Linked DNA regions of Mus musculus: all the other regions are linked to region 3. The links are chromatin loops, found by intact Hi-C in ENCODE. Cell type or tissue: left cerebral cortex. All regions are shown on one strand. Each heading gives the region's core, and the rest is flanking DNA. Links, peaks and the distances in the headings are about the cores only.

Region 1 (10,527 bases), core at 1,280-9,279, 54 kb before region 3:
AATGTTGCTTAAACAACTTGCTTAACTAGATGCAGTCACCATGAAATTGATTCTTTTAAGTTTCTTTTTTTTTTTTAACTTAATAGCCATTAACTGTGCATATTGAAATGGCTGGCTGGCTATCCTGGTATTATAAAATGCAGGCTAAAGAGATATGAGTTTTATATTTTATCAAGTAAAAGGGGTTGGGGGTGGGGACTTGGAAAAAGCAAAACAACTCATCAGTTACCCAGAGCGACGTCTGCTCAGTGGCTGGGATGGGTCAACATTATGTCCCGTTAGCTGTGCTTTACTTGGGTTGGCAGATGGGCTCCTAAGGCGTTGCAGGTCTGAGTCTATGCCCACCATAACCTTTGCTGTGTCAAACGGCATGAGAGGAAGGAGAAGGAATCATAGGATTTCTCAGATCCACCCTTTGTCACAGAGCACAACACACTTGTTCTCCCATAGATTTATTTTTACAAGACTCTCTGTGTAATTTGATGTTAGCTGACTGGTGAATGGCAATTCCTGGACCTATTTCTTATTTTGATCTTCCCTAAAAGTGGATTGCATACCATAACAGATTTCTGGCTATGCCTCACATTCAGCTTGCTAGATTACAGAGCTCTACACTACAAGCCAGTTGCTCTCAGACAACCCGAAGAATAGGCTTTGGCTGTTTTGGGTCTATTTTCTCTGCTTATCTAAATTTGCCAGCCCTAATGCAGTTCACTGGACCCCTCTCAGCTCCCCAAACACAGAGGATTCTCTGACTCAGCAACATATAAGGCAACAGACATAGTTAATCTACAGGGACAGAATTATGACACACACACACACACACACACACACACACACACACACACACACACTATTTCTCAAAAACAGTGGCTTCTATTTTCAACTTTATCTGGTTTGCACAATGGACAAGGTGCCCAGTTAGGTGCTGGGCATGAGAAAGTAGCAGCAATAGTGAGTCCAACATGGTCACCATTGGCCTGTGGCGCTGTGGCAGCACTCTGGCTTCACAGGACAACACTCAGATGTTGAGGCCGATGCAAATTCTTGGGCCTTAAGCGGGAGACAAATATGGCAAGCCACGAGCTGCTCGGCTGCCAGCAGATGGTGCCAATGGCACCGTCCAGATCCAGCAGTATTCCAGGGGTATTCCTGTCAGCAGTTTGTCATCTGGCAACATCAAGGAGCCACAATGGAAAGAAACACTGGGAGGAACTGTTGAATAGGAAAGCATGGCAAATCAGGGTCGGGGTGGAGGCAGGAGGTTTGCCAACTTCTGAGCAACACATGTGACCGAGGAGCCCAGGTAACATAGGCTTCTGAAACCAAGGGGCCATGTTGTCAGCCTTGAGGACAGAATTTCTTTCCCTGCTGGTAACTCAGTCAGGAGCCTTGTATCCTGACAGCTTAAAAAAAAAAAAGACCTTAGAAGGAGGCTTGCAGGTAGCATGGGGCAAGAAAAGCTAAGTGATATACCATCCTGATGAATTTTAGCCCAAACCCTGCATAGGACCAATTGAACTCAATTTAAAGCCCGTGAAAGCCAAGTCTGGAGATCAACACAACAAACATAAAGAGTACACCAGCGAGGAAGGTACAAAAAGTCCCAGACTATATGTCCCACAGAATTGTTCGTGTGGCCTGGGGTCCTCATCATCTCACAGTTAGTTGAAGCCACTAATTATCAATCATGGAAAGAGGAGTAGTCACAATTCTCAGGGGAGGCCCAGTAATATCTAGGGATGGTAGTGGCTGCCACGATGTGGGGGAAAGGCTATGGGGGAGAGGGTTCTAGTGGGTCCAGACCAGTGTTATTGCTACAAATTCCACAGGGAGATCGCCCCTTCCCCTCAATAAAGAACACTCCAGCCCTCAAAACCAAAACAATGTTAAGGCTGAGAGATCATTAATCAAAACTCGAAGAACAAAGGCCATGGGAGTAATTCAGGTCTTGTGGAGTGGCAGGGGCCATCAGGATCTCCACTGAAGTGATGGGATTAAGGGTCTGTACTGGAAGAGGAGACAGCGCGGAGCAAGCAGTAGAGCCATCGGTGGTTCCCACCCTCTGGCCCCTTTTGTTCAAAGTGAATAATCAACATATATCAGGAGAGCCAAGCCAAACCAGACGGTGACTCCTACAGCAAGAAAACGGCTACCATCTACCACACAGTCACTGCTTCCGGCTAGCGGACAACAGAAATGACTTTGAACAAGCCTTACATAGTAATGGAAGGGACTGGTAGATACTGCGTAGGTCAAGTCAGACGACTTGAAAGAAAAGAAGGCAGTGCGGCACTGATATCGTCCACGTGACTAATTTAATAAGAGAGGGACGGCGAAATACAAAGCCATCGCAGGTAAGGACAACGTTTGGTTAATTTAAAAACAATACACAGTTAGAATAAAGGCTTTGTTGATTAGCTTCCTCTTAATCATCTAGGGTGAGCTGAGTCTCCATTGTCCCAGTACAAGACGATGCTTGAAGCCTCCCACACAATGGGCTTCGACAGGCCATGCACAACCATGGCAGATGCTCACGACTGGCAGACTGTTTTTCTACCGTGTCTGCTCCCCAAGTTGCTTCATGACTCTCACGGCAATCATACTTGCTCTTATCACTAAGTAGCTTAATTAATGTGATGCCAGCAGATGAAATATGAACTTGAGAAGATAATGTCTATTTCTATGAAAAATTAAATGGAAGGTATTCAAAGAACGCAACGAAGCCAACGCATTAAAAACAAACTACTATTGAATTAGACTTCAGAAAGACATTTTCCAAAACTGATAAAGGACTGGAAGAGAAGATTGCTTTGAGCATGTTTATCTCTTGGTTTTATTTTAAAGGGACAGAAAGCCCAACACAAGAGGAGAATGGCCACGGTCTATACAGTATTAGAAACAGAACACAGAGCTCACATCCGTGGTCAAACCCTGAAGAAAACCCCTTGACCCAGTATGGAAAACATTAGTATTATTTGTATGTTTAAATTAAAAATAACTTCCCATTTTAACTAATTCTTTTCTTTTTCTATTTTCTCCAATGCTGGGGAAGAAACCCAGGGCGTTACTGATTGAACTTAGGGCGCCATACTCTCAGTTGCACCCACACTTGACTAACTGTTCAGCTATCAGTTGAGAGGAGGCCAGTGGGCTGCCGTGTGCTCACAGCTCAGGACTGCCAAGTACACTTCTCCTTGTGTCTGAATCAAAAGCTTTTTCGGAGGGGAAGTCATTAACACTCGCGGCAGTCTGATGTTCAGGGTGCTATACGAAAACATGTCCACTGTCAGAATCAATACTCGTGTCTGTCACCTCAAATCCTTTGGTGGAGGGAAGTCCAAGGACATGGAATTAAAACACACACACACACACACACACACACACACACACACACACACACACACATACACACACAGTCCCACAGATGAATACTGCTTTAGTAAACGTTTAATTATCCTGAATGAATCTGAAATAGTCTTTTCTTCTCTTCTCTTTTCTTTTCTTTTCTTTTCTTTTCTTTTCTTTTCTTTTCTTTTCTTTTCTTTTCTTTCTTTTGTTTTTGAGACAGGGTTTCTCTGTGTAACCCTGGTTGTCCTGGAACTCACAGAGATCTGCTTGCCTCTGCCTCTTGAGTGCTGGGATTAAAGCTGTGTACCACTACTGCCTGGCCTTGAAAGGGGACTTTCTAACTAGAACTTATGCCTGTTTTGGGGAGCCGAGGAACAGAAAGAGAACCATAAAGACCACATATCAATGAGGAAAACTGCTGTGTGTGTGTGTTTTAAACCAATGGTTTGCATCAGCATGTTCCACACTTAGAATTCTTTAGGTAACAGGGGATTTTAGTGCTTTCTATTATTTCAAAATGACCACATTTCCTTAAAAGCTTCTCATATTGACATTTCCATTTGCATAGTGATGATTCTATGATATGGCTTGAAATTTTAACCTGTCAAATGCCAGTACAAGAAAATACCTGTTTGTACATAGTATCAGTTTTTAAAAGTGCACGCATGGTGGGTACCAATATGATGGAAACTTCCGTTAACGCAAAGCGATACATCAGGCTATGTGCTCACAAATGTTATCTTCGAAGGAGGAGTTATCTGAAAGCTTGTCTTTATCCCATTTAAGCATAAAGGACTTGGGATTTTCGAAACAGATTTGCAAACTCTGGGTGTCCACTTTTAATCTACTCTTTCACGTAAAAAGAGAAAGAGAGAAAAAAAAGCGGCTCTGGAGAAATCTGTATTTGAGAAATGCATTCTTTTTTATTTGACTCGCAGCTTTTCATCCAGACCGACAACACCCATAAGTTGCACGTTTCTTAGCAGTTAAATGAAAAAAGGGTTTTCATCAAACATCTGGGAAATCTGAAATCTCTTGCAGCTGCTGGAATACTTGTATCTGACTTCTTATACGTCGCCACAGATGGCCGACTTGCAGCAACCTGGCCACAGGCTGCGCTGCTCTCTGGTGCCCTTCAGCTGGGAACTGAGAGTCCCAGGAAGTAACAGTAACAGAAAGCATCATGCTTTAGGCTGGGGTTTGCTTGGTCAGGGCAGGGCTGATGACCTGGCAATCCTCAGGACACTTCCCACCCAGCCTAAGGGAAGCAAAGGCTATGGCCGATGAAGCAGAAGAGACTGAGAAGAGACTGAGCACAGAGGTGGAAAGAGACTGGAGCTGAGACAGCTCTTCGCACTCTAACAAATTAAGTTACTAAGGCAAGGAATTATTTCAAGCACCAAAAGACACAACTTATTACCTAGCACTTATGAAAGACGTGAAAAGCGGTTGTCTAAATGAGCAAAATTTCTTTGCAGGCAAGACAATGGGAAGGGAGGGGTTGCTTCTGCTTCTCGCGGCTTTTATGAAGCCTTACAAATGAGACACACAGTCCAGGTTAAAGAAACGCATTTGTGCTGCATCATAGATGCTTAAAAATAGTCCAATATCTGCACAAAGCATAGAAGAGCTCTCTGGAAGAACCACGAACCCCTTGCACACCCAATATTCCCCCTCTCCGTTTCCTCCCATCTGCCAGCTGGGTTTCATTTTAAGAATTTCACACTGAATATAAAGTGCTATTTTGACCATGTGGCTCCAGAAATGTGAATTTATAGTCTATTCAGCTTGCACGGAAGTGATTGACAGAGAAAGGATTAACCAACTGGATGTCAGGATGCAGTGATTTTTCCAGGTTACCTACTTACTTACACGTGAGGCTAGCGAGAAGGATGGCTTCCCAGCAGGGGAGTTGCTTCTTACTGAACTACTGAGTGACCACTATGCCTTGGAACTCTTTTCTCTGTGTTGGTACACACCGCATTCATCTATTTTCACATCTGTGAAATGGGAATACTAAAGTCTTTCTTAGACACCCCTTGCAGCAAGGCCCATTTGCTCACAGACTGAATCTAGAATTATTGGTCTCGTAGTTTAAGAACAAAGTCATTAAAAGGTATGCATGGGTGTGTATACCTTCCTGCATGTGTATCTGGCTTTTGGGGGTAGGGGGTGGGGAGAAGACTGAAGAGAATGGCCACGGAGAAAAGGACAGACAGACAGACTTAATATTTCCTTACTGTAATCTTAGTCTTTGGGCTAATGATATCTCATAAACATGGAAAATTTTCTCTGCACACAGTATTCCAGAGATAGCTGGGAAGGTTGGAACATCTAGAAATATCTCAAATATCATTGCCATGGAAGCTCTTTCACAGAAGGCAGCCCTCCCCCCTTTCTTTAAAAGTTACCCATCTTGCTTTAGACTTCTCAATACCCACAGGAGGTATCACCACAGACAAGATGACTGCTCTGTTTGTGAGTACTGTGGGAAAAGGGATGCGACCATTGCCTTCTGAGAAAGGTATGCAGCACGGATTCTCAACCTGTGGGTTCCAACCCCTTTGGGAGTCAAACCACCCTTTCACAGGGGTCCCATATCAGATATACAGCATATCAGATATTACATTATCATATATAATAGTAGCAAAATTATAGCTATGAAGCAGCAATTAAAATAGTTTTATTGGGGGGGGGGGTCACCACAACATGAAGAACTGTACTAAAGGGTCACAGCAGCATTAGGGAGGCTGAGAACCGCTGGTATAGAGGATGACTCACACTTGATACTGGAGCCAGTCTCCAAACTAATAAACCTTTCTACACTTGTATTAGACACACAAATTTGAAATAGGAAGAAACATGACATCATCAGAAAATATCCACTTCTCATATCCTATCAAGTCTGGCCAGGTTCAGGACTTGGAGGGCTCTGGGTGCAGGTGGGTCTTTGAGTTTTATGATATTCTGAAGTGCAAACTACATAAGCCCTCCCTTCTGTCATGTCAAAATAAACACGCATGCTACAATCCGCTGTAATAAGGGGGACTTTCTCCTCCTTGCCATTAAATGTAAATATGGCTTTGATCAAGAACTCACTAACTTTATACCTGTAAGTCTGGCATATTCTGTGAACAGTTAGAGAAACCGGGCGAGCAGACCAAAGTGCAGAGGTTACCGCATCAAACTCATAACTTTGGGTTGCAACTTTGCAGAGCAAATAGAGAGAGGAAATTATGAACATTTCTTTATATGCTTCTAGACTACTGGACTTGAGACATGTGCCCATACTTCTTATACCTCAAAAAACATACTGAAGTAAAAATATATTTTCAAATATACCAAAGAGTAGGAAGGGGATTAAAGGAAAAAAAAAAAAAAAAGCACCCTACAGGCAGACATACCCGATGCTCACCCACAGCACAGCAGAAAGATCATTAAATGCATGTTGTCCCCAATGGGAAAGCAATAGCCGATAGCTCTCCACAACGGTATCTACTCGTGACAGAAACATCTGTGGATGATTTTAAATCATCTTAGTTAAGAAACATGGGCTTTTATCTTATATAAACGTTTTGGGAATTTAAATTTTAGGGCAACCAAGAGTATTTAAAGCACAATAGCGTGCCCATTTCTGGAAGGTGGGAGACCTTTCAGGCAATTCCAAATCCCTCAGGATTCTTCTGTCCTCAAGCAGGAAGTGACACCCCCCCCCAGCCTCTGATCTGTCAGACTGCCTTTTGCAAGGAGGGAGGTTGAGAGAAGATCACTCAAAGGGATCGTTCTTCATAGGGTGTTGCATGGTCTTCTTATGACGTCAGGTTCAGCCTGCCGGAGGCTACACAGTCTCTTTACTCCATGGCGTTTTAATGCTAGGATCTTAATGAATTCTCTTCAGTTCAGAGTGACACCACTATGAATTCCCACCAGAAATACATACAAGTTGCAGTTGTCGTGCGTCCCATCACTATCTAGAGTCAGGCTTTTAAACCCCTACCCACGCTAATACATAGTGTGCGTTGGTATGCGCTTGCATTTCTCTGATGACGACTGACAGTGAGCATCTTCTCGTTTGCTTATTGGCCAAGTGATACAACACCATGCCTACTGATTTCAGTGATGTTCAGTTTGTCGAGTTTCTCCCCACTATGGCTTACGTCTGATATCGAGTCTAACAATATTTTGTGCCTAACTAACAAATGACCCCAAACTACACTGAACGTGGGATTTTGTTATTAGATTACTCAGTATTTCCCATGGGGATAAAAACTGTGAGAATTGTGCTTTTATTTTCCTTTGAAGACAAATCTACCATCTTTTCCTATAAAGAGAAGAACACCAGAGATCATGATTCTTTGGCTTTTTTATTTCCCCCAGATTCAGGGCACTAAAGTCAACTGGAGCAGCGATGGACCTTCCAGAGTTGGTGTTATTATAATGTCTTTCCTGGGCTAGGAATATGGGTCCATGGGAAAGCAGAGCCTAGGAAGCAGGGCCCCTAGGTTTAGTGTCCAGTAAAACATACACACACACACACACACACACACACACACACACACACACACGGGGGTGGAGGGTAGGGATATGTGTTATGCCCTGATCTTTTGTTTTGATTTTTGGTTACTATTTTCTTATGAAGTCATTTGCATGTCTTTGTAGAAAGAAGCAGTGGGCCAGGCAGACATGAGCAGGGCAGCATCTCTGCCTGGGGTCGAGCACTAGTACATGGTCACAGCTTTGCTGGCCATAACCACATAACAGAGCACACCAAGCCCTCCTCCCCACCCCCACCCACCGGCCGAGGCTTGTCTTAAGATAGCCCTACTATTTTAGAGGCTTAAAAGTGTTTGACAAAATTCTCACTGTGGAGTAATGATTCTAGTCTTAAAAGAGGCATTTCAATGTAAGAAACTCAATTGAAATGTATTTTAAGAATAGGTGCTTACATATCACAGAAAGGAAAAATGAATCTTAGAGCAAAGCACTTTTAGCAAATCTAGCAGGTTGATCAATTGCCTTGCTATTTGAAGCGAATGATGCTTGGGATGGCTTTGCGTCAGATGTGAGTCTTCTCTTCTGTGGATCAGTTTGCACCTCCTCCTTAGAGTTGTAGGGAAATGGGATTTTAACTGAACTACCCAGTTCTATCTTCTACATATCAGAGGTCACTGGGCATGTTAATTAACACCACACAACCAACTCTAGCAACACTCCAAAATCATCTTCCAAGATGGTGAAGGAAGTCTAAAGGTAGCAACACTAGAGCCCAGTTAGCTGAAGGACTCTGACCAAACTTGATAAGAGAACTAGTGTCTGCCTTTATTCCCTTTCCGCCTTCCTTTCTAAGAAGTCCATTGGGAAATGTCTCAAGCCTAAACACCAGTGCTATATATTAAGACTTAAAACAATATACAAATGCATGGATCCTCACGTCCATTCATGAAGAAGATGCTACTCTCATTTCAGAAGGACTCCGAGGCCTAGCGAGGTTAAAGACTCTATCAAAATTATAAATGCAAGAGATGAGATGTGGTGAGTGCATAGTCGGTCTGCATGGGACATGCTAATAGTCCCAACAATAAAGCAGTGGGTCTCAGTCAAAGAGCAATGATTACACACAGCAAAAGAGAGCCCATCTCATTGTACCAGCCTGTAAGACTAGCATTTGAGAGGTGGAGGCAGAAAGGGGTGGCTTTCAAAGCAAGCTTCAACGAGCTTAGGGCTAGCCTACGCTACATGAAGCTGTCTCTAAAAGCAGAAAGTGAAACGACAGCACACGACTTCAGGTATCTTAATAACAATGGAAGGAGGCCTAGCCTCCATGTCCAAAACAAAAACCAACCCAGGTCAGCAAGCCGTCGCTGAGAGTATTCCACAGAAGCTGCTGTACCTTGGGGCCTCTTCATTACAATCACTGAGGCAACAGGCAACACTAGACACTCTAGGACCTAACTCCTGTGACATGGTCTGGGTTCATTGGTGGCTGCCCATAAATGACATGAGTCGCCAAGAGGCCAGAAATCGTTCGAAGGTTGTGGACCCCTGGGTGACTTGGATTTAATGCTAGATGCCCTCCAGAAAGCTTACAACCCAGCAGGGAAGAAATCCGAATAAATCCAAACCCCTGGCCCTTACGTTTTAGTGGTGGAAGACAGACAACACACATAGGAAAAATCCAGTAAAATACCATCTGGTATGTTAATCAATGATGGAAAGGACTTGAAAGATGAGCCACAGGTCTATACTATACAACAGGGTGGCCATCTTTCACGAAGTTCTTGCGCTTCTAATGTTCCAGCCACGTGGAGTACAGTCAATCCCTCAAATCTAACTGTTTTCATCAACCCTGTGTCCTCTGTTTTAGGGCCCTCTCCCTGACTGCCTGCGGGTGGCAGTCCACTGTCATTGTTAACTGGGTCAGAGGTCAAGTCATCTATACTCAATTCCCGCTTCACCGCTTACTAGATGCTTGATGTTGGGTATGTTCCTTAGCTGCTCTAAGCCTTTGGTTCTAAGTTAGGGCATAATAATAATTATTATAATACCTAAAAATAAAAGAATAATACCTACTTTCCAGAGTTCATCTGCAGGTATATAAAGTGCTTAGACCAGTGCTGGCACTTTCCCCATCCTCCGTCAACACTACAAGAAACAGTCTTGCTAAAGACCCAACTCCAATGCCACTGATTGTCAACATTCCCTGGAGGGAAACTTCCAATAGACGCAAATAAATAAATAAATAAATAATAAAGGAAAGACAGAGACTCTGACCTCCCATGACTGGCAATCTAACTTGGGAAGCAAGCACTAAGGAAAACATCTCTAGCCCAAAAGCTTCTGTCCTACCACTCAGGGGCCCAGCGTCCCAGAGTACTTGCTATTCTCCCCAGTATACCATGATTAATTTTTGTGCCTCAGTTGCTACTTACCCAACAGGCCCATTCAGGAACCTCTTTCTGCCCCCTTTCTTTGACGTCCCTTGCCTCAAGCACGGATGGCTTACTCAGCCCATGTCTACACCTCCTTTGATTCTTTTTCCATCCCCCTACTGGGACGTGCATTTTCCAGAATGAAGGCAGATTTTGGGTCTCAGAGAGATTTCACAAACCATGCCCGCTCACTCTCTTGGCTCACCCCACATCTGGAGCAGGGCCCGTGTGGACCAGATGCGCAGTG
Region 2 (10,527 bases), core at 972-8,971, 440 kb before region 3:
GTCATTTGGTTTTGTTTTTTTTTTTTTTCATTAACATCTACTTTTGATTCTGTAGTAACCCTCATCTTTGGAGGAGAGCTCAAAGCTCTAACAGAGGATTTTAATGACAATGGTTGTAAGCAGAAGAAATTCACTCCAAGTATATCGTCAATCCACGTGCAACTATTTAACCTTCCATGGCAATCAATAAGAATTACGTTCTTTTTATATCTTAAAACCTCCTAATGAACAACAATATGAACTAACCACTATCTCCAGAGCTCCCTGGGACCAAACCACCAACCAAAGAAAACACGTGGAGGGACCCATGGCTCCAGCTGCATATGTAGCATAGGATGGCCTAGTCAGACATCAATGGGAGGAGAGGCCCTCGGTCCTGTGAAGGCTCAATGCTCCAGTATAGGGGAATTCCAGGGCCAGGAAATGGGTGAGTTGGTGAGCAGGGGGGAGGGGTAAGGGGTAGGAAGTTTTAGGAGGGGAAGCTAGGAAAGGGGATAACATTTGAAATGCAAATAAAGAAAATAACTAATAAAAGAAAAAAGAAAAAAAACTCCTAATGAACTTTTGAAAGCACTTTGATTCTTTGCATGAGATTGGAAATTTGTCTTCAATGTCAATATGTTTAGAATGTCAGTATCTTTCGTGGTTTAATTTTGAGAGGATGCAAGCAAAACCTGCAGTTTGTTTATTTTGTGGTACCGCTTCTCAGGTTTGACCCTGCGTTTAAATCACCCGGGGGCTTCTTAGCTAAGACACAGGACTCTGAGTCTCCCTCTGAGGGTTTCTGAATCTGCAGATCTGGGGTGGAACCTAAGCGATCACGGTTCAGATCATCAGTAATGCTGACCGAGTGGTCCAGGGAATGCTTTGGGAAAACCACCTCAGTGGGTCTATGTCTCCAGACCAACTAAGCCAGAAAGACACAAAACCCCATGAAGTGTGGGTGTGGGAGGGTGTACTGTTGTGTAGCAGTCTCCTCTGAGATTAAAAAAATCTTCCATTTGGTAGGGAAGGAAGCTCATTAAAGAAGTGGGATGTTAGAAAGTAAAGCAGGAAGATGTTACAGCAGAGGCGAAACATTCCATCCCATAAAGAAGCTTGCTAAGGATGCGGGGCATTCTGTGGGGAAGTAAAATATTATATTTTCTGCAGAGAAGCTATTTAAGCTTAGGAAGCAACCAATGCAGGCATACAGGAAGTCCTTGAAGCTGAGAGTCACTAGGTCCCCCAGTTTCCTGCCCAAGTATGTAAAAGCAATAAGGACTGACAGAACACTCTCAGACAAGCTCAGCTGCTTAGAAGAGACTCAGAACAGCTGAGGTACCTGGAAAGGAAACTCTCCAACCTGTTAAGCTGCCTTGCCTGTAGGTTGTGCAGTGTGTTCTAGGTTTTCAACTGTTGTGAGCTGTCATGCGTGCCGGGGTGAACTTTTGGTGATTAAGCTGTCTTGGAGCCATTTCTGCTCCTGTAAGAAGCCCTTCCCCCCGCCCCCCCATCCCCGTTCCTATAAGTAACCCCACTAACCTGGTTTGCCAAGTTGGACCTTAATGGTATCCATACTTTGATCTGTCATTGGTTCCCTACCTGGAGACATTTGTTCACACGACATGTATACAACAACCTAAGGTCGCGCACAAGTTCAGAAAGACGAGTCCCAGCTCTAAGCAAAGATCCCTGGGGCAGCAAGAATCATAGAGGTGAGAGGAGCCGCCTGCCAATGAGGACACAGAAGCGGATGAAAGGTATCACATCTGGACCCTTCTGCCTTGTTTCACTTAGTCGCCAAGCCATTCTGAAGACAGCTCCACCTCTGGCCAGCTGTGACTGGAAAGTATGAGAGGGTACTTGGGGTCAGAAAGATCAGAGAGCCCTCAAATGCAGTCTAAAGGATCTATATGGGTTTTAATAACCAGTAAAGTTTCTGTAGTGGAAAGGGAAAGGGTCCAGTGAAGACTCGGTAAGTACTTTAATAAACAGCCAAAGGCGTCAACATACACACTTGACTGGACAGAGGGAGGGTGACAGCTACATGCGAACGCTGAGATCCGACTGCGCAGTGAAAGCCTGGGGTGGGGGTGGGGTAGACACAACACAAAGCAAGAGGAGGGAACAAGTGGGAAATGGCAGAAAACCTGGTGAGTTGCTTGAGTGCCAGCCAGTGGAGGGAGGGGATGCTGGGGTTGGGGGGAGGGGCTCGCTGAGGCTATCCAACTGGGTAAGAGGTGGGTGGATTTGGTTAAACCAGCCTCCAGTATTTCCAGTGACGACACAGTATCTGAGTTGACTGCTTTGGGGGCCGGAGGGATGAAAGAGTCTGTTTTTGGCAGTTCTTAAACGTTCCCTAATCTTATAGGGTCAGGATTCCAATTCTGAATTCCCATTTGTGTTCAAACCCATTTAAAATCTTTAAGAAGTGGTTTCCTGATTTAAAGAAGGGAAAGATGTATCTTTTCTAAGTTATTCAAAAAGTTTAAGTCCTTCTTAGACATCAAACAAGTCTTAAGAAATAATATTTTGATGATTTAAGTAAAATTAAGGAAAACACGTGGATTGAATTTCCTTTCAAATGCACACGGTATTTTTAAAGCAGGGGGATAAGCATGCTCCGGGAACTGAATTTGCTCTTTTCCCAAACCCAGAATGGCTCAAACCTTCAAACATTCATAATACAACAAGGCTTGCCCTCATAATGCAACCAGACTCGCCCTGCCCTGGTTGCTGTGCTATTGAATATCAGAATTTTCATGCCACTTCACTTCTATGGTCAATGAATCACAGCATAGGTTTCTACAAGACACAATATTTATAGACTGTTTTGACATGTGTGTCTGCGCAATCAGGTAATGCAGCTGAATCCATCGCAGGCTTGGAGGAAGGTTCCAATATCCATCCAAGAAAGCCCTCCGTCTGCAGCCACCTGTGAAGGTGGTTTTCAGATTTGATGAGACCGTATTCTCAGGAAAACCTTCCTGCTCCCTGAAGAACTACAGAGAAGTTGGCTAGCAGGCCAGCTATGATACCTGGCCACCAAGCTACAGCTACATTCTCTCTCTCTCTCTCTCTCTGAGAAAGAGATCAAAAGAAGAAGAGAGAGGAGGGAGGGAGGGGGAATAGGGAGGGAAGAGGGAGGGAAGGAGGGAGGGAGAGAGTGCTACATGGCTTCTGGGTCACTCTATCTTGAATTTCTGGTTTTCTTCTACACCAGCTCTTCACCCTTGTTTAAAACCCTGGCATCCCCAAATCTCATCTTACCTTTCTTTATTCTAAATCTCCACTTCCCTGGTTCTTCCACTGTACAGGTTCAAATGCCAGCTGATGGTCTGTAAAAAATAAAAATAAAAAAAATTAAGTAACAATATTCTGTTCATTACATAAGCAGACTATCACTTTCTTCGTCCCCTAAGAGCAGAAGGAACTTAGGACAGCACCCTTGTTATTGGCCAGAGAAGAGTTTTCCTGTGGGTTCTAGGAGGTCAGTAGCCAAGCCAGCATTAATTTCCTACTTGTTTTGTTATTTTTACCCCGTTACACTACACAGGCTCCCGGACACACCTGCTTTTTACAAGTAACTGCATGTCTCTCAGGCAACTGTCCTTTTCTTTAAAACACAAAGAAACTATTTTCCAGACTAATAGCTCATTCTTTGTTCTCAGCTTTCTGTCTAAAATGTTTATGGTCAGTCTTCCCGGAGAACACGGTGAGCAAGAGAGCTAATGTTGGTAAGAAGAGCAGCCCCATCGTGTTAATATCATATTTCATAGTTCTCTATTGCTGACTCAACTACTGTGAGAGAACAGACCTCATCCCCACCATCAGACTAAGATTCTGAAATGATTTGTAAGGAAACACAGTTTTTGTGGGGTTTTTTGTTTTGTTTTGTTTATATTTTTTTAAATATTTTTATGTATTTTCCTCAATTACATTTCCAATGCTATCCCAAAGGTCCCCCATACCCTCCTCCCCACTCCCCTACCCACCCATTCCCACTTTTTGGCTCTGGCGTTCCCCTGTACTGGGGCATATAAAGTTTGCATGTCCAATGGGCCTCTCTTTCCAGTGATGGCCAACTAGGCCATCTTTTGATACATATGCAGCTAGAGTCAAGAGCTCCGGGGTACTGGTTAGTTCATAATGTTGTTCCACCTACAGGGTTGCAGATCTCTTTAGCTCCTTGGATACTTTCTCTAGCTCCTCCACTGGGGACCCTGTGATCTATCCAATAGCTGAATGTGAGCATCCACTTATGTGTTTGCTAGGCCCTGGCCTAGTCTCACAAGAGACAGCTATATCAGGGTCCTTTCAGCAAACTCTTGCTAGTGTATGCAATGGTGTCGTCGTTTGGAGGCTGATTATGGGATGGATACCTGGATATGGCAGTCTCTGGATGGTCCATCCTTTTGTCTCAGCTCCAAACTTTGTCTCTGTAACTCCTTCCATGGGTGATTGTTTCCAATTCTAAGAAGGGGCAAAGTGTCCACACTTTGGTCTTCGTTCTTCTTCAGTTTCATGTGTTTTGCAAATTGTATCCCTGGGAACACTTGTCAGTGTTTTGATTTTCACAACTGGGGCACCTACCACTGGCATCTAATGAGAAGAGGCAAGGGGGGCTGCTAAGCACCCGGAAATTCACTGGACAACTCCCCAAGACAGAGAATTATCTAACCCAATGGCCACAGAGCCAGGTTTAAGAAGGGCACTGTATGCACTCATTCAAGGATTTCAGTCCACCCCAGGTTTGGATTTAACAGACCCTGTGCCTTGATGCATCAAATCAACGCCCACTGTGTGTCGTGTGCTGTACTAGGCTCTGCTGCATCATTTTTGATCTGATCATCTTCTGGTCTGGATACTAGAAATGTATATTTCAGCTTCTGTAATCTTGCGAAGTTATAGGCACAGTCAACAAGAGAGCATTCAGCCAGAGGTGTCCCTGAGCACGCTCTGTTACAGGCATTACAGACAAATCTGTACTCGTTGGAAAACAAGACATGCCTCATCTATTCCTGGGATCAACAAAAGCCATTTGGCCTTGGTGGAGGACTTGCAAAGATGAATGCAATGTCTGTGCCCTGAAGTCATCCAAGAACAACTAGACAGGCATCTGCAGGGATTCTTTGCAATGTGAAAAATGGCCACATGGTTTCCTATGTTGTTGTTGTTTCTGTTATTCTGCCAAGAAAAAGTAAATTCTGTTATAAATATTTCAAAAAAAAAAAGGAAAAAAAAAAAAAACCCTTCACTACCACGTCTTCTTCAGTTCACTAAATGTCATCGCTTTGGAGTGGGTGCTACCCCAGACATGTCACAGCTTCTTTTATCAGTGTTATTTCTGCTTTGAAGACATTCCTTTAATTTAAGTCAGTAGGACTGGGTTGTATTAAACCATTGGAAAGGTTCTGGGTTTGCAGACTGATAGTAAAGCCATCGAAAAGCAAATGGCTCTTCCGCTTCCGGGAAATCTAATTAACTGTTGTGTGAAGAAAAAAAAAGTGTGTTCTGGTGTGGTATATAATGGAAAGACGAGAACAAATATTAGGTTTCTGTTGTCCCATAAACTCTTTGAACTCTGGAGAATGTGAGAAAAAATACCTCCCTAAGCTAGAGGTTCTGGAAGCAAGGAGATAAAGAACAGCAAATACCCCCTCATGATTGCCCCAGATTCTCCACATCGTAAAAAACACATCCAATCAAAGGAAGACTTCCTACACAGGCCCAGGTAGTAGAGCCCTCCTGTCAGGTGACAAATTTTGCATCTGAGGGCTTCTTTTTCTCAGTGATCCCCTATGAAATCCTCAAGTGAGGCTTCATTTGGGGGGAGAATTTCTGAACGCCTTCCAGGCCCATCCCCCACTCCCACCACTTCACACTCCCTCTAGCCTGGTAACTGAATCCCACCACAAGATGGCGGTCATAGTTTATCTTTCTTGTATAAGTGCCTACCTTGCAACGCTCAGTGGTGGTGTCATAGAGATCTCTTTGGGGTTGTAGTGAGCCTAAAATGTGCATTGCTACTATGTAAACCAGAAAAGGGGGTAGGGGGAATAAGTGTTTGTTATGCAAACACAGGTACCAGAATAGTTCTCTTCTAACTAGAGAATGGCTTAGAAATAGGTTGGGTAAGTGAAACTAGAAGCCCTTGGGTGACATTGATATTTTTATAGGAAATATTACCACTGACTGATATCACATCCTTTACAAACTAGTATTGTGTGGCTTGTCACGTTTCTGACATCCTCCCCTCCAGTTGAGAAGCAGTCAGGAGGGAGAAGCCTTGTGTAACTTTGTTCTGAGCTGATTGATAATCCCACCCGGCATATTTATCTCTCCCAGTCCTTTCTCACCGGAACTCTGTGTTAAAGGAAAAGAGACTATCTACTTTTCTACCCACATACGTTCATGGGGAACTCCTCAGTAAATCCAAATCTCTCCCCTCCTTCTGCTTGGAGAATCAATTATCACTGGGTTTTTCTTTTCTTTTCAAGTAAGTTGAGTTTTATCATTTAAAAGATACACAAACCTCAGTCCTTCACAGAAACAGGGCATGTCCTGTCTCGCTAGCACAGTCTGGTCTCTCTAGTTCCTCTTAATAAACTACAGCACTGAGATTTTTTTTAATATATTTTATTAAGTATTTTCTTCATTTACATTTCAAATGCTATCCCAAAATTCCGCTATACCCTACCCCCGACTCCCCTACCCACCCACTCCCACTTCTTGGCCCTAGCATTCCCCTGTACTGAGGCATATAAAGTTTGCAATACCAAAGGGCCACTCTTCCCATTGATGGTCAACTAGGCCATCTTCTGCTACATATGCAGCTAGAGACACAGCTCTGGGGGTACTGGTTAGTTCATATTGTTGTTCCACCTATAGGGTTGCAGACCCCTTTAGCTCCTTGGGTACTTTCTCTAGCTCATCCATTGGGGGCCCTTTGTTCCATCCAATAGCTGGCTGTGAGCATCCACTTCTGTGTTTGCTAGGCCCTGGCACAGCCTCACAAGAGACAGCTATATCTGAGTCCTTTCAGCAAAATCTAGCTGGTGTATGCAATGAACACTGAGATGTTAAATAGCGTCTTTGATTTAACTGGCCAACAGACGTCAGGAACATGGTGAACCTTCAGCTACAGTGTTTTCAAGTAGGCAGCATCCCATTCATACCCCGTCTGGGCTTTCCTCGTGATGCGGCTTGCTCTAGCTGTGGTTGTGAGATCCGTGCATCTGTCTGGGTACAGCTGCTTGCATATATTCAGCGGGCAGTCATGGAACCTGGCAAGGCCTCTGGCTCTAGTTGAGCGAACCCATCAGAGAGATAGTAAAACAACAATATTGAACTACTAATTAACCTTTAGAGCCATCATATAAGCAACAGTTTCCACTGAAAGATGTAGAACGTCACATTTACGGACAAGACAATAGGCTTAAAAAGAAAACATGAATGAGGCCAGTGTGGTCTACCAAGCAAGTTCCAGAACAGCCATGGCTCTTACATGGGAAAGCCTTGTCTTGAAAAAATGCAGAGAGAGAGGGAGAGGGAGCAACTTTCAATGTGGTGTGGATTTTCTATTAGAGATGAAATTCCATGAGACTTTCTCTGTGATGACTGATAAGCAAGTGCAGATAAGACAATGTTGTTAAGTAGACAGTTGTCATAGCTTATTATTGCACATATTTTCTTTGCAAGCCTATATTTCCTCCCACAACAGGCTGGAGACTTTCTGTTCCACAACCCTGAGATGCCAACATGGAACATTGCATCTGCACAATGGCAGTGATTGCTAAAAGCTTGCTCTCCCAACACAGCAAGCTACTTGAAAGAGCTTCTATCACTTGAAAAAAATTTCAAAGCTGGACAAAATACATGTGCGTGTTATACACACACACACACACATCATTTATCCCATATATTAAGAGAATGCAGACTGAAGCAATAATGGAATGAGTTGTAACCCTCATGTGTCATTATTTAAGTGCTTATTTAAATATTAAGTCTTGAGAAAGTAAAAACATATTTAAAGAGATTGATTCATTTTGACAATACCCATCAAAACACAAAATGTGCAAACTATTTAATGCAGTAATCCTCTGTGTGTGTGTGTGTTGCATATGCTTTCAAGTTGTACCTCCCAATCATGCCCTTCACTGAGAAGCTACACTCCCAGTCCTGCCTATTCCATTTAAAGAACCCACATGGGGATAAAAATCTCACAAGGTACATAAAAATAGGAGTCTCGATAAGACGTCATTTATGTATTAGTTACTTCTCACATTACTGTGGCAAAAGGCTTGACCAAAGCAATGGAAGGAAGAAAAAAAGGATGGAAGAAAAAAGGATAGAAGGGAGGGAGGGAGGGAGGGAGGGAAGGAAGGAAGAAAGGAAGGAAGGAAGGAAGGAAGGAAGGAAGGAAGGAAGGAAGGAAGGAAGGAAGGAAGGAGAAAGAATAACAGTTTGAGAGCATAATTCATCATAGTAGAGAAGTCCTGGCTGCAGAGACTTGACGTACCTGGTGCTTGGGTCTGCAGTTAGTAAGCAGAGAGACATGAATGCTGGCAATTGGTTCTTTTGGGGGGGGCAGTCTTGGACCAGCCCACAGGATGGTACTGACCATATTCTATCATCTAATTAGTATAACTTAAATAATCCTTCACAGGCATGTCCAAAGCTTGTCCCTTTAGGTGACTCCTCATTCTGTTAAAGTTGACTATCTCAGTTGACCATCACAGCTTATAATGGGAGGAGAGATAAAATATCCATTAACAGGAGAAATAAATTATGCTCTATCCATAATGGAAAGTCCAAGGTGAAATTTAAAAAATGGAGACTTTGCATCTGTCTTGAAAGATGTCACCTATTAAGGACTTAATTGCAAATATACCACTTTCCTTTGTTTGCTTTTTTTTTTTTTTATAGATGAGTGCATACTTATAAAGGAGACCTTATAGAAAGATGTCTGGGTTTGAACAAAAGAAAGGAACAAGCCATACAATTTCAAGCTAGGTGTGCTTTCCTCCTGAAGAGGCCTAATGGCATGAGTGCAGTAGGCTCTCTACACTGTGTAGTGACCAAGGCTCTCTCTTCTATATTGCATTTAAAAAAAAGAAAGAAAAAGAAGAAAGGAAGGAAAGAAAGAAAGAGAGAGAGAGACAGAGAGAGAGAGAAAGAAAGAAAGAAAGAAAGAAAGAAAGAAAGAAAGAAAGAAAGAGAGAGAAAGAAGAGAGTAAGGAGAGAAAGAAAGAGAGAAAGAGAGAGAGAGAGAGAGATGTACACATATAAACACAATTATCCTGGTCTTTCTCTGTTTTTCTCCCCCTCCCTCCAATCCATGTCCCAGCTAATGTTGATTTTGATGTGCCTTTCACATTAGCCGTGTTCAACTTGGCAGTGTGATGAGGAATACTAATGCCGGAATAAAAATGGTTGGATAAGTGAACAAAGACAGGAAATCAGGATTTGTTTTGGGTTTTAGTTCACCCGTTTAAAGATTTGGTTATCTTTATTTCGTGTGTCAGAGCGTTCTGTCGGCGTGTATGTGTGTAAGTTGCATGACTATCCAGTGCCCTCAGAGGTCAGAAGAAATGAGGTCCTCAGGAACTGAAATCACTGGCAGTTGTAAGCCACCCCTGAATGCTGGGTCCCCTGCAAGAGCAGGATGCCCCTAACCACTGAGCCATCTCTCCACCCCTTGTTTTTGTTTTTGTTTCCTTAGCTTGGGAAGATTCCCAAAGTGTTAGGTAAAGGTGGTTTTGTTATTGTTTTGCTTTGTCTTGTTTTCTTTTCTTTGGGCTATGCTAGGTAAGCATTCTACCTCTAAGCCACACCCCATTCATGAAGGTAAGTTTTATTATTCATCCATGGGGGAAGAGGATGAGGTATTTGTGACATAATAAGAAAGTGTGAAAGACAAACAACAAAATCAGTGCTGGAGTTGATCTGAAAACAAAATCAATGCTGGAATTGATCTGAAAACAGCATTTTAGGCAATTACATCTCTTGCCAATTGCAGTGGGTTGCCCCATACCCATGAGTATATGGTCAGTACAAATTGAATTTGATTAAAAACGAAACATATAAGCTGGAGAGATGGCTCAGCAGTTACAAAGCACAGACTGCTCTTCCAAAGGTCCTGAGTTCAATTCCCAACAACAACATTGTAGCTCACAACCATCTGTAATGGGATCTGATGCCCTCTTCTGGTGTGTCTCAAGACAGAGACGGTATACTCATAAATAAAATAAACAAATCCTTTTTTAAAAATGAAGCATATCTAAGACATGCTAACATGAACCACGGAAAACTCAGCTCACCAGGCCTCAACCCTAAACAAAGAACTACAGGCAACTAAGGAATCAGGTGAGCAGGAGAAATAGTCTTCCCCAGGGAAGAGCACACCAATTGGTTATCTAATATCAAATGGTCAGCCCTGGAAATTACATGTAAGTGATAGTACTCCAGCTAATCAGACTGTATTGATATATCTGTGAATATATGCATACATGCATGCATATATGTGTAACAACAAGTAAAGAA
Region 3 (10,527 bases), core at 859-8,858:
GTGGGCACAGACCATTTCAGGCTACTGTACCTGCAGAATTGATTAAAGTCTGTCTGAATTCTCAGAAGGTCCCTAATGAGCATCATGCATGTACTCACAAGTTACAAAACAAAAACAACAAACACCCACCCACCAACACCTTCTAGCTGCTGCTTCTTCTTCTTTTTTTTTTTTTTTTTAAGATTTATTTTATTTATATGAGTACACTGTCATTGTCTTCAGACACACCAGAAGAGGGCATGGGATCCCCTTACAGATATTTGTGAGCCACCATGTAGTTGCTGGGATTTGAACTCAGGACCTCTGGAAAAGCAGTTAGTGCTCTTAACCACTGAGCCATCTCTCCAGCCTGACCTTCCAGCTTCTTTACTAAAAGGAGGTGAAACCTTCTTCCCTTTTCCTTCTACCTGGAAAGATATCCAGCCACAAGTGATAACATCAGCAGTATGGGAGGTCACCTGCTTGTGGATCTCAGAGGTCACGAAGGAACTACTCAAAAGCAGACACTGGGAGTGCTGGGAGGTCACCAATAATCTCCGATCCAGCCTACATATAGAATCCTTTTGGCCAGATGGTGGTGGCACACACCTTTAATCCCTGCACTGGAGAGGTAGAGGCAGATGGATCTCTGTGTTTGAGGCCAGCCTGGTCTACGAAGCAAGTTCCGAGACAGCCAGGGCTACAGAGAGAAATAAAAACAATCGTCACAATAGTAAATGCAATCCCCTTTCTTCTGTCTACAAGCCCAGTACTGTTTAATCTTTGCTCCACACCAGTTCCCAAGTAAAAACAAGGAACGAGGCAGAGAGAAAGCTAGCCTGAGAGATCCACTAGCAGCTTCCAGTGAGTCACCAGAGACACCCCAAGTCCCAGCCACCTGGAACTCAATGTGGTGAAGTGCCCATTGCTGGGCAGGGCTCTTTTCATAGTCTGACCATGCATTCAGAGAGAGCTGGCTGCAAACAAAGCCCCTGCTGAGAGTTTCTCCTTGTTCCATTATATTCCTGATGATTTCATGATGATCCCAGCTTTCAGGGACACCCAAATCCTTGGTTGGTGCTGCATTCGCCCATCACACAGGCCACCCCAAGACACAGCACTCTCAGGGCTGTGAAATGCCCCCGGTGTCTAATTCTATTCTTTCTCATCTGAACAGCTTCACTCTCTAAAAGAGGCCAGGAGCATCTATGCTCACGGGTGTGGCAACACTGAGTGTCTTATTGAGAAAGAGTTTGAAAACGAAAAGAATGGAAGGGAAAGTGTCTACATGACCCCGCTGGGAAAGGACTTAAGCCAGCTGAGACACAAGCAGCCACAGGGCCTGCAGGTGGGTGGGGAATGGAACATGTTGACCTGCCCTGCCCACGGCTGCTGATAGGTCTAGGAACATCAGTCCAGCTGTTTGGCCAGAATCCCTGGCTCTGTATAGGTTGTCTGGCTGTGGAGCTCAAATAATAAAAATGGTAAAAAGCATACTAAAAGGCCACACCTTTCTGTCAAGAAGGCTTACCTACTACCACACCGAAGAGTCAGTGTCCCGGACTTAGACTGTGTGTGATCATATATGCAGGAAAGAAGCAGACTGCTTTATTCCACCATTCCTCACAGACCAGGAGTTGAGCACTCTTCTTGTCCTATGTCCTGGGCTAAGGTAGCAGAAATAGAACACAGGAGGAGGGCAGGGGCAGGTCACAGAGGGAGGGCCGCTCGCGCTGTGCCAAAAAATGTGAACTTTTATACTTTGGGACATGAGGAGCCACTGCACAATTTGAAGAAGGCAACTGCTAAGAGCAGGTTTCCAGTAGGAGGGGGAAAAAGGCTTGGGAAAATGTGGCGGCAACAAGGCTAGCTGGGCAGTCCAAGGCAGCAGACAGGATGACTGGTCCAAGACATTGCTTGATGCATGGAAGTGCCATTGCCAATGGAACTGGACAAATGGGACAAAAGCAAGAACAGCAACAATAACACAGCCACTCAAGACTCTTCTGGTGTTGGGCTGCAGGCGAGGATGGTGGTCCAGCAACATTGGTATTCAGAAAGAAAGCCATGCATACAGGAAAGAGGATGCCAGGTGAAGCAACAGCATGAAAGTGTTACTTATTGCCAGAGCTCTTAGGTCAATTGTTTAGATGGATGATGAACTCAAAGAAGATGATGGACTCTAACAGAAATTAACTTCACACTTTAAAAGTCTCTCCTGGAGCCTTTGGGTCCCATGGTGGCTGGAGAGGGGTGTAAAAAAGATACTTTGTATCTTTCATCTTTAGTGGTCTAAATACTTTGTAAACATGTCCACATGGAGGAAATGAGTAAAGAGAGCATCCGCCTGCCCATGGTAGTAAATACATCTTTTATTATATATGCAACAAATCAAAATTTTATTATTGATAGATTAACAAAATAAATACTGATAAATTCATTATATAAGCACCTGAACCAAAACCAACTACTGCTTCGTTTGTATTATTAATTCAGTTTAGCTGTCTCCTACACGTAGTGGTTTGCCCTATTTAGAGATGATAGGCACCAATAGCTTCATCTGTAAGGTTAATTATTGCTTAACTGGAAAACATTCCCATCAACTCTGTGTCATGAATACCCCGTCTCAGTTTTTATGGAATTATAGATCAATATAATCTCAGAACCTAAGTCCACAGAACTTTGCCAAAATAAACTAACCTGATTGATTGACCCCAATGATAGAGGAGATCATATTTTGGAAGATGCTATCATAAAATATAAGAATTTCAGACCCAGGCTCTTTGATGATGAAATTAGAGACGAAAACGCCTTATCGAGTCACTGGAAGGAAGGCCTGAGAACAATGAATTCCAGCCAGGAGAATCAGGTTCTATGCCCTGCTTCCATCCGTGCCCAGTGTGACCTTGGGCAGGGCCCCCTCACTCCCCACCCTCCCTTTGCTCATTTTCTTCCTCTGTCTCCACGTGGACTTTTAAGAAGTATTTATACTCTTAAGATGAAAGATACAAAGTATGCCACTTAAGTGGAATGTCTGAGTCACTCTACTCAGAATAGGCGGACCGAGCCACCGACCATCCAGAGCACTGACTATCTTTATCTGGGGGGTGGGGGTGGGGGGGTGCTGTTTCCCAGACTCTATGTCAACAAAGGGACCGGGTCACCTGGGCTACCTGTTTCCCAACACTTCAGTGTAAAAAAGGAAAGTGGCAAAAGAAACTTGGGGTGGGGTGGAGTGGGGGTGGTGATAGTGTTGTGACTGAATCCTACAAGTGATCTATATCTCCAGTGAGCATGTCTAAGGCTCAGAGTTTATTACAAATTCAGGAAGGCTTGCAGGTGAATTTGCATTTTTTTTTTTTTAAAAAGAAAAATCACACGGCAGTCATATATTTTCACGTATATTTAAGGTTCTGGGATCTGTATGTGTGAGACGATACCTCAGCCAAGACAGCTATTAGGTTTGCAATGAGAACATGAGTCTTAATGCCCCGGCTGAGGGTGGAAGGCTGACTGGTCAGCAGATGGTCCTGCCTTAGCTGAAACTGTTTTTGCTCCCCCCTTGACCCCCTAATTCACTTGTCACAGCAACTGAACGAAAACTCTGAGGCAAGAAGAATGTTAAAGTCCAGGATTCTTTGAACATTTCAAACATGCTAATTCTATATAGAGAAAGCCCCCCCCCCCATATAGAAAGCTATGAAATTCCCGTCCACAACCACCCAAGATCTAGCTCCTTGCCCAGAAAGGGGATAAGAAAGTGTCTTTATAACAATGTGTCTAAACTCGCCTAAGTGAAGTGTTTTGTAAAACACAAGGTGCTGTCCAAGTAGCAAGTGGTTTAGATTTGTAGGGGTGGAATACTAATTCCCAGAACCACCCAGGCATGGCCACATTAAGGTTCGTCTAGCGCGTGAGTCAGGAGACTGAATTTTACTGTGGGGCTCTTGCCATTTCTTGAGCACTGCTTGTTCTAAGTCAGGTTTTCAGAATAGCACATCTAGAGGTGGGCGACACTGATGTCAACACGAGAAGAAAACATCCTCCGTTACTAACTCTGCCTTTTGCAGCTGATCATTTCCTCCAGCCTCTGCAAGCGTTCCTGCTCCTAGCCTGTACCTCCTTCAATGTCTGTCTTTAGCAGGGACCTACTTGGTCCTGATGCAGCACTGGGGAGAGGGGGGAGTCCTGGGGTGGCCTGATTCTGACACTTCCCTTCACCATGATACCAACAGCGCTTCCTATGGGAAGGATAAGCGCTCAAAATCCACAGAAGTCTCCCGAGAAAGAGAATCCTTCAGAACCTATCTGGCAACTTCGCTTCTTTGGCACAATTTAAAGTACCGATCCTTGCTTCTTTCAACTGTTGTTTTGACTTAACAGTTTATTTCTTTGGACTCAATTGGTTTTACTGCCCGAAATCTGGATTAAAAGAAACAATACCTAAATGGCTGTAGTGTGTGTGTGTGTGTGTGTGTGTGTGTGTGTGTGTTGGGGGGTGGGGGTGGGGGCAAGGAAGGGAGATGTGTAAATGGCCAGAGATGGATGGCAGGGGGTCCCCTAGAACTTTCCAACTTTCTTTTTCTTGAGACAGGACCTTTCTTAAACATGGAGCTAACTGATGAGGCAAGGCTAGCTTAGCTGGCCACTGAGAACCAGGGATCCATGCTTCTGCTTCTCCAAGGCTAGCATTACAGGCCTACATGAACATGACTGACTTTTTAATGCAGGTTTGTAGGATCTGAACTCAGGTTCTCACACCTATGTAGCAATTGTTTTATTAATTGAGCCATCCTCTAAGTTGATCTTACTTTTTCTTTCCCCCGAGCCACCCCCACCTGTCTTATGTATCCCAGGCTGGCCTCAAGCGCTCTATGCCGCCAAGAGTGACCTCGAGCTCCTGGTCTTTCCCCCATCTGCCGAGTGCTAGGACTGCAGGTGTGCACCACCGCCCCTTCCCTGTTTATCGTCCCCACTGCCATTTTGTAATTGTACCAAAGCTCCCCCCTCCCCCCACATCCTGTCTATTTTCTATTTCTCTGTTTCTTGGTAGCTTGAACAATAATACCCAGTCACTCTTCCAGGGAGCATTTGTGCGTTGCCAGGAGCACAGGAAGAACTCAGTTAACGTTTGCTCCTCTTTATGATATTCGCATCACTGTGCTCTCGTTACTTCACAGACGAGGAAAGGATTCATACAACTCACTGCTGGCTAATAGATGCTTCAAGCAGAGGCTTTTCGAAGCTGAAGACCTAATTTTAAGTCACAGTTTTAAGTGCTATACTATGACTACCTAGAATATAAGCATGGTTGCTTTGTACTCTTTAGAAGAAATTTATAGTTAAATGAAAGAGGCGCTGGGTAGAGAGATACTAAGAAGTTATCCAGATCAGGTGCCTCAACTTTACTAAATAAAGTACGGGCATACACACAGTAAGAATTTGACGTGTGTGTGTGTGTGTGTATGTGAAAGAGAGAGAGACAGAGAGACGAGAGACAGACAGAGAGACAGACAGAGAGAGCATGCATCAGTGGTGGGTTTAGATTATAGCAGTGAATCTTTTCTCCTAGAACAAAGATGTGTTTAAGGAAAAGCAAACATGTTATCAAAGTTCTCAAGCATACTGAAGGACCTTCCTAGAATGGCCCTGCACCCTTGGATGTGGGGAATAAGTGGCTGGGTAAACCCACTTATGGAAATGGTGTGGTTTAGACAGGCCAGTTTCTTTTCTCCTTGTGACAAAACATCTGATAAAAAAGTGACTCCAGAAAGGGGAGGTTTATTCTGGTTTATTCTGGTTGAAGGTCCAAGGGTCCAGGTCAGGGAAGTCACAGAGGCAGGAGTGTTTGACAACTGGTCACCCTGCCACCCACAGTAAGGAGACAAGATAAATACAGGTGGCCAGTTCAGTTTCTCCTTTCCACTCAGTCGTGAACCACAGCCCATGGGACAGTGCTGCTCACAGCTAGGGTCACTCTTCCCACTTCAATGAACCTATCCTAGAAGCTCCCTCACCGATGACACAGCAGAGATTGGCCTCCTGGGTGATTCTAGGTCCTGTCAAACTGACAATCAAAACTAAAAACTATAGACCTCAATTGCTCGTCCATCAACCGGTGACGTCATCACGTCAGAAAAGAATCTTCAAGGAGAAGAAACTGTATCCTGGTCTGTGTGTGTGAGATTAGACACTTTTCTGTCCATCATGGTTTTTCTGGTTAACTGTCCTAGTGAAAAATGAGACGAAAGTAGCAGTGACAAGAGTGACAGCTGAGCCAAACGCACGCCTTTCGTCCCAGCACTGCGGAGGCAGAGACAGGCAGAGCTCTATGAGTTCGAGGCTAGCCTGTCCTTAAGAGTGAGAGCCCAGTGTCTGACTCTTTCTGGACACTTGTCAGGCCTCTAGAAGGAGTCTACCAGTAGGGGTTGAAAACGCTCACTCTGCTGAGGTCTTCCGTTTCTAATGCCTTGAGTGACACTGAATATAGTAGCCCTAAGAATCCTTGGGAGAAACCATGAAGCATTTTCCACAGACAGATAAATGGCCTGGATTTTTCTTGTACGAATAAGGAAGGCATTTGAGGCATAAAAACGGACAGGTTTCAGGACTCAGGCAAACAAGCAAGGAAAGAACAACAGGAACCCAGGCCACTGCGGCCGCCGAGGGAAAACCATCAAGTCTTACATTTTTTCAATGCTGCTTGAGCTTGACACGTTCAGATGTTTTATTGGCCCATTTTAATTTCCTTGGGACAAAACATCCAGTTTGTAACGGCCAACTGTTTTAGACGCTGAGTACATGAGAGTCATGTTTGAAGGATGACTGTGTTGTACAGCGGGGGAAACAAGCTCAAGAACCGAATCTCCTGGTCCCCCCCAAACCTAAACTTAGAACCCAGGGCAGCTCATCTCTCCCTGCTTTATACCGGAAGAGATCAATATTCAGCAGAGATGGCTGCATAGGTCACGTTTATCCCAGCACAACAGTCAAGGCACGGCACCTGCTTCTGTGCTCACTGACGGGGAACCAGAGAAAGGCTAGATTCACACAACCGAGACGTCAGCCATAAAGAAGCCATGGGAATGGGGATGGCAGGAGGCCACATCGAGCAAAATGAGACAGACTAACAAAGACACATATCACATTTTCTCTCATAGATGGAGTCTAGATCTAGAAAGAGACTGGGGGTGGTGGTGGTGGTGGTGTGTGTGTGTGTGTGTGTGTGGTGTGGTGTGGTATGTGTGTGTGGGAGTACAAGAGTGTAAAATGATCAATGTATATCAGGTACGAGTATGGAAAAGTCACGAGAAACCCATTACTTTGTTCAATTAATGTACGGTGTGTGTGTGTGTGGCGGGCGGGGAGACAAGAATCGGGTTCCTGAAAAGATGACCTCATGTTTTAGTATTTCTGGGAAGCATGGCTAAGTTATCACAAATGAAAGACTTAATAACCTGTAATCATTCCAGATATACAATGTAACTGTCTTCCCAGTTACAGGATCAGTGGGTCTTGCTGTCTCGGTGCAATGCATGATACCATGTTCATCATAAATAGAGGACAATGGGACACTTCCTGAGAGAGATGATTCTAAGAGCTAAACTCACAGTTGCTAGGGGATTGCTAGGTTCAGGGTTTTTTGAGGTTATTTATTTGTGTGTGTGTGTGTGTGTGTGTGTGTGTGTGTGTGTGTGTGAGAAAAAGACAGGGACAGACAGATGGGCAGAGAGACAGAGAGACATACACAGAGAAAATATATAACATAAAACAAATATATAATTTAAAAAATAAATTGTCTTCAAGATCATTAACGGAGTCAATGCTTTTGGACCTCCAAAGACTTAAGAGGACTTAGCTCTGCACCCTGAACGCACGTCCGGGCTGAGGAGAGTCTCTCTGTCTTCAGTTGGGGAATTCTATCTCTGCAGCAGGTTACGGGAGGCCGCTTAACTTGTGCCATCTCAGCAAACGGTCTTTCTCTTTGAAGACCGCGTCAGGGGAGGTGTGCTCTAGTTCACCCTGCCTTCCTCTAACTGCTCCATCTTCACAATTTGCATTTTATTTTGGACCAGGGCAACTGTAATGGTAAATTGGTCTGCTGTCTTTAATCTGGGACCAGCAGCAAACCATTTTTAATAGCCCTTAATTCCCGGTCTAATGAGATATCTGCATTCAGCAGTGACTGAAACATGTACTGCCGAAGGGTAGGGTGGGTGATTCACAAAGAAGAGACGGAAGAAAGCCATTAGGTAACCTTAGGCAGCCTCTACCAGGCTCAGGATGACGCCCCAGAGAACAGCTTCTAGGACCAGTTCCTTCCATTGTCTGTAGGATGTAACCACTGGCCTTTCTCATGGCTGTGCATCACCCCAAGTCCACCCCCACCCAGTTCTCTCCCAGCTCCCAAATATTTGGTCCTAGCGGCCCACAAACACTCACTCACGTATTTAGAGAAATGATAGCAAGAAAAGACATTGGAACACTGCATTTAAAGAATCTCCATCTTTGCCATAAAAACTGAAAAAAAAAGGGCCTCACAGCCTGGGCCTTCTCCGTTTTTTCCCCTGGCCTCTCTCCAGCTGTTCCACATGTGGAGTTGAGTTTCTCACAGCATGAACAATTGTTCTTGGTGTGATCTTACTTGATGTGCGTGGATTCTGGGCCTTTCCCTTTTACCCTTTCTTGCTCTCCCTTGCTCCCCCCCCCCCCACCTTTCTCTCCCTCACTACAGAAACTCTATTTTGAACATTATGGACACTATATTCTTAAGAGATGCCCTTCAGTTCAATTCAATTAAATCTACGGTGCACAAGAATAATGATAGTGACGAAAGTCTCTCTGGAGGCCTTCAGGTGCACACGGTTGACGCCGTGACGTGGCTTTCCCCCCTTTCCCTGTCTGAGGAACTAATGCTATATCACCTCTGTATCAGCTTCCTCGTTGTAAGAGAGTCAGAGTAGGAGATAACGCTGTAGCTAGGAGCACATGCTGCTCTCCCACAAGACTGCAGCTCCATTCCCAACACCCAAGTCAGGCAGATCCCAGTATGCTGGAACTCCAGCTCTGGGGATCCAAGGCCCTCCCTCTCCTGGCTCATGCATGTGTGCATATACATGCAGTCCTGAATACGTGCATGCATGTAGATGTGCACACACATACTAATATTATATTATAATAATAAATATTAATAAACTAACTTAAAAAATGTTGCTGAATTACTTCCATTTACTTATTTATTTATTTATTTATTTGTGTGTGTGTGTGTGTGTAATTACCCACATAGCTACCAGTGGCTAATTGGCCTTTTCCAATTTCCTGACAAATGTATTCTTTAACCAATTTTTTTGGGTGGGGGCTATGTGTTTTTTTTTTTTAAATCACTGTTAAATCAACAGTAAATTTTTTATTTTATTTTATTTTATTTTAAAGATTGCATTACTCTATGGTAAATTTGCTTATCTCAACTTGAATTCTGACTTTGTAACTTGCTTCTTTGTGGCCAAAATCATTCTCATGATCTCTTCAAGACCCAGAACTGGGAAGAAACTGGGTTTGTAGCTAGGCTACGCTACTTCCTTTAATTACGGGGACTGCCCAGCAACTTTCCTTTGCCCGTGTAGAATCCAGCTCCATTGACAGCAGGGCCCACTCGAGGTCTGTTCTGCTTCCAATGTAAGGGATTTCCCAAGAACAGAACATGAAGTTTAGCTCATCTCCTTACGGAGAATGGCTGGAATACAAACGTTACCTGGACAACTTTAGGAGTGCTCCCAACACTGCAGAAACCAGTGTTAGCCCATGCAACTGTCTACATCAACTGTGCTTGATTATTGTACACTTAAATGTTATACCACCACCAACATGCCCCACCTTCCTGGCCTTTCCACCTTACGAAACAACATTCTTAAACAGAATTCTCCATTTCCCTCACTCTCAGCCTCTGGTAGTCCCCACTCTGATTTCTCTATATGTATTCCTAGATAAGGGGGAATGATAGAAACAGGAGGCCAGAAACTAGGCAGGCTGTCTTAGGGCCAGGGACCTTGATTCTTGTCAGAAACCAGGAATGTCCTTTGCTCTGTCCAGAGATGCCAGAAGCGATTGAGGATCTGGTCTTGGTTTTGGTTTCTTGTCATCTTTCTTGTGCACAGCTGCCTGGGAGCTACAGTGAGGGTGTGACCGTATCTCTAGTCCGGATGACGCCACCATCCAGTTTGCACATTTCAGTTGTTGTGATGAATGGGGCTATGAACACAGGTATACATCACACCTGCTCTTTATCATGGCATTTTCAAACACACACGAACGTAGCATGCATAATATAAATGGACCCATGTTCTCAAGATCAACCCCCAGTCCCAGGTCTCCAGATTCAAGGATGCAGAGATGCCTCAGTCCCTGATGCTCGCTGGTAGGAATGTTCCCGTGTGACTGAGAACTGACCCCCACTGTGACTAGTCTTTGGGTCTCATCATACTAATCGCTTGTAACCACAGAAGTCAGAAAGCATGTCCTCCTCCAATTTACAACTCTGATTGCAGATCC

What was found. A loop is a pair of places that touch in the nucleus more often than their neighbours do. Peaks named below come from ENCODE experiments on the same cell type or tissue, not always from the same donor. Only the 100,000 strongest peaks of a DNase experiment are listed, where the experiment ranks them.
Region 1: it touches region 3 in a loop (9-fold over the local background); 3 of 42 quality-filtered maps call a loop at or near these places.
Region 2: it touches region 3 in a loop (4-fold over the local background); 2 of 42 quality-filtered maps call a loop at or near these places.

The regions. Positions count from the first base shown.
Region 1 is chr13:114,133,640-114,144,166 of GRCm38, reverse strand. All of the region lies in intron 4 of Arl15 (ADP-ribosylation factor-like 15), which reads right to left. The region is part of intron 7 of A430090L17Rik (RIKEN cDNA A430090L17 gene); the gene reads left to right. Among named protein-coding and RNA genes, the nearest start is that of A430090L17Rik, 13 kb to the left of the region's middle. In left cerebral cortex, for the core only: no CTCF peak of the experiment used is centred there; DNase peaks (open chromatin) are centred at 5,723, 6,523, 6,890, 8,428 and 2 more places; H3K4me3 peaks cover 757 bases; H3K27ac peaks cover 1,639 bases.
Region 2 is chr13:114,518,698-114,529,224 of GRCm38, reverse strand. No RefSeq gene overlaps it. Among named protein-coding and RNA genes, the nearest start is that of Fst, 65 kb to the right of the region's middle. In left cerebral cortex, for the core only: a CTCF peak has its summit at 5,909 (motif pointing right); a DNase peak (open chromatin) is centred at 5,902.
Region 3 is chr13:114,079,070-114,089,596 of GRCm38, reverse strand. All of the region lies in intron 4 of Arl15 (ADP-ribosylation factor-like 15), which reads right to left. Among named protein-coding and RNA genes, the nearest start is that of A430090L17Rik, 67 kb to the left of the region's middle. In left cerebral cortex, for the core only: no CTCF peak of the experiment used is centred there; DNase peaks (open chromatin) are centred at 882, 3,100 and 3,937.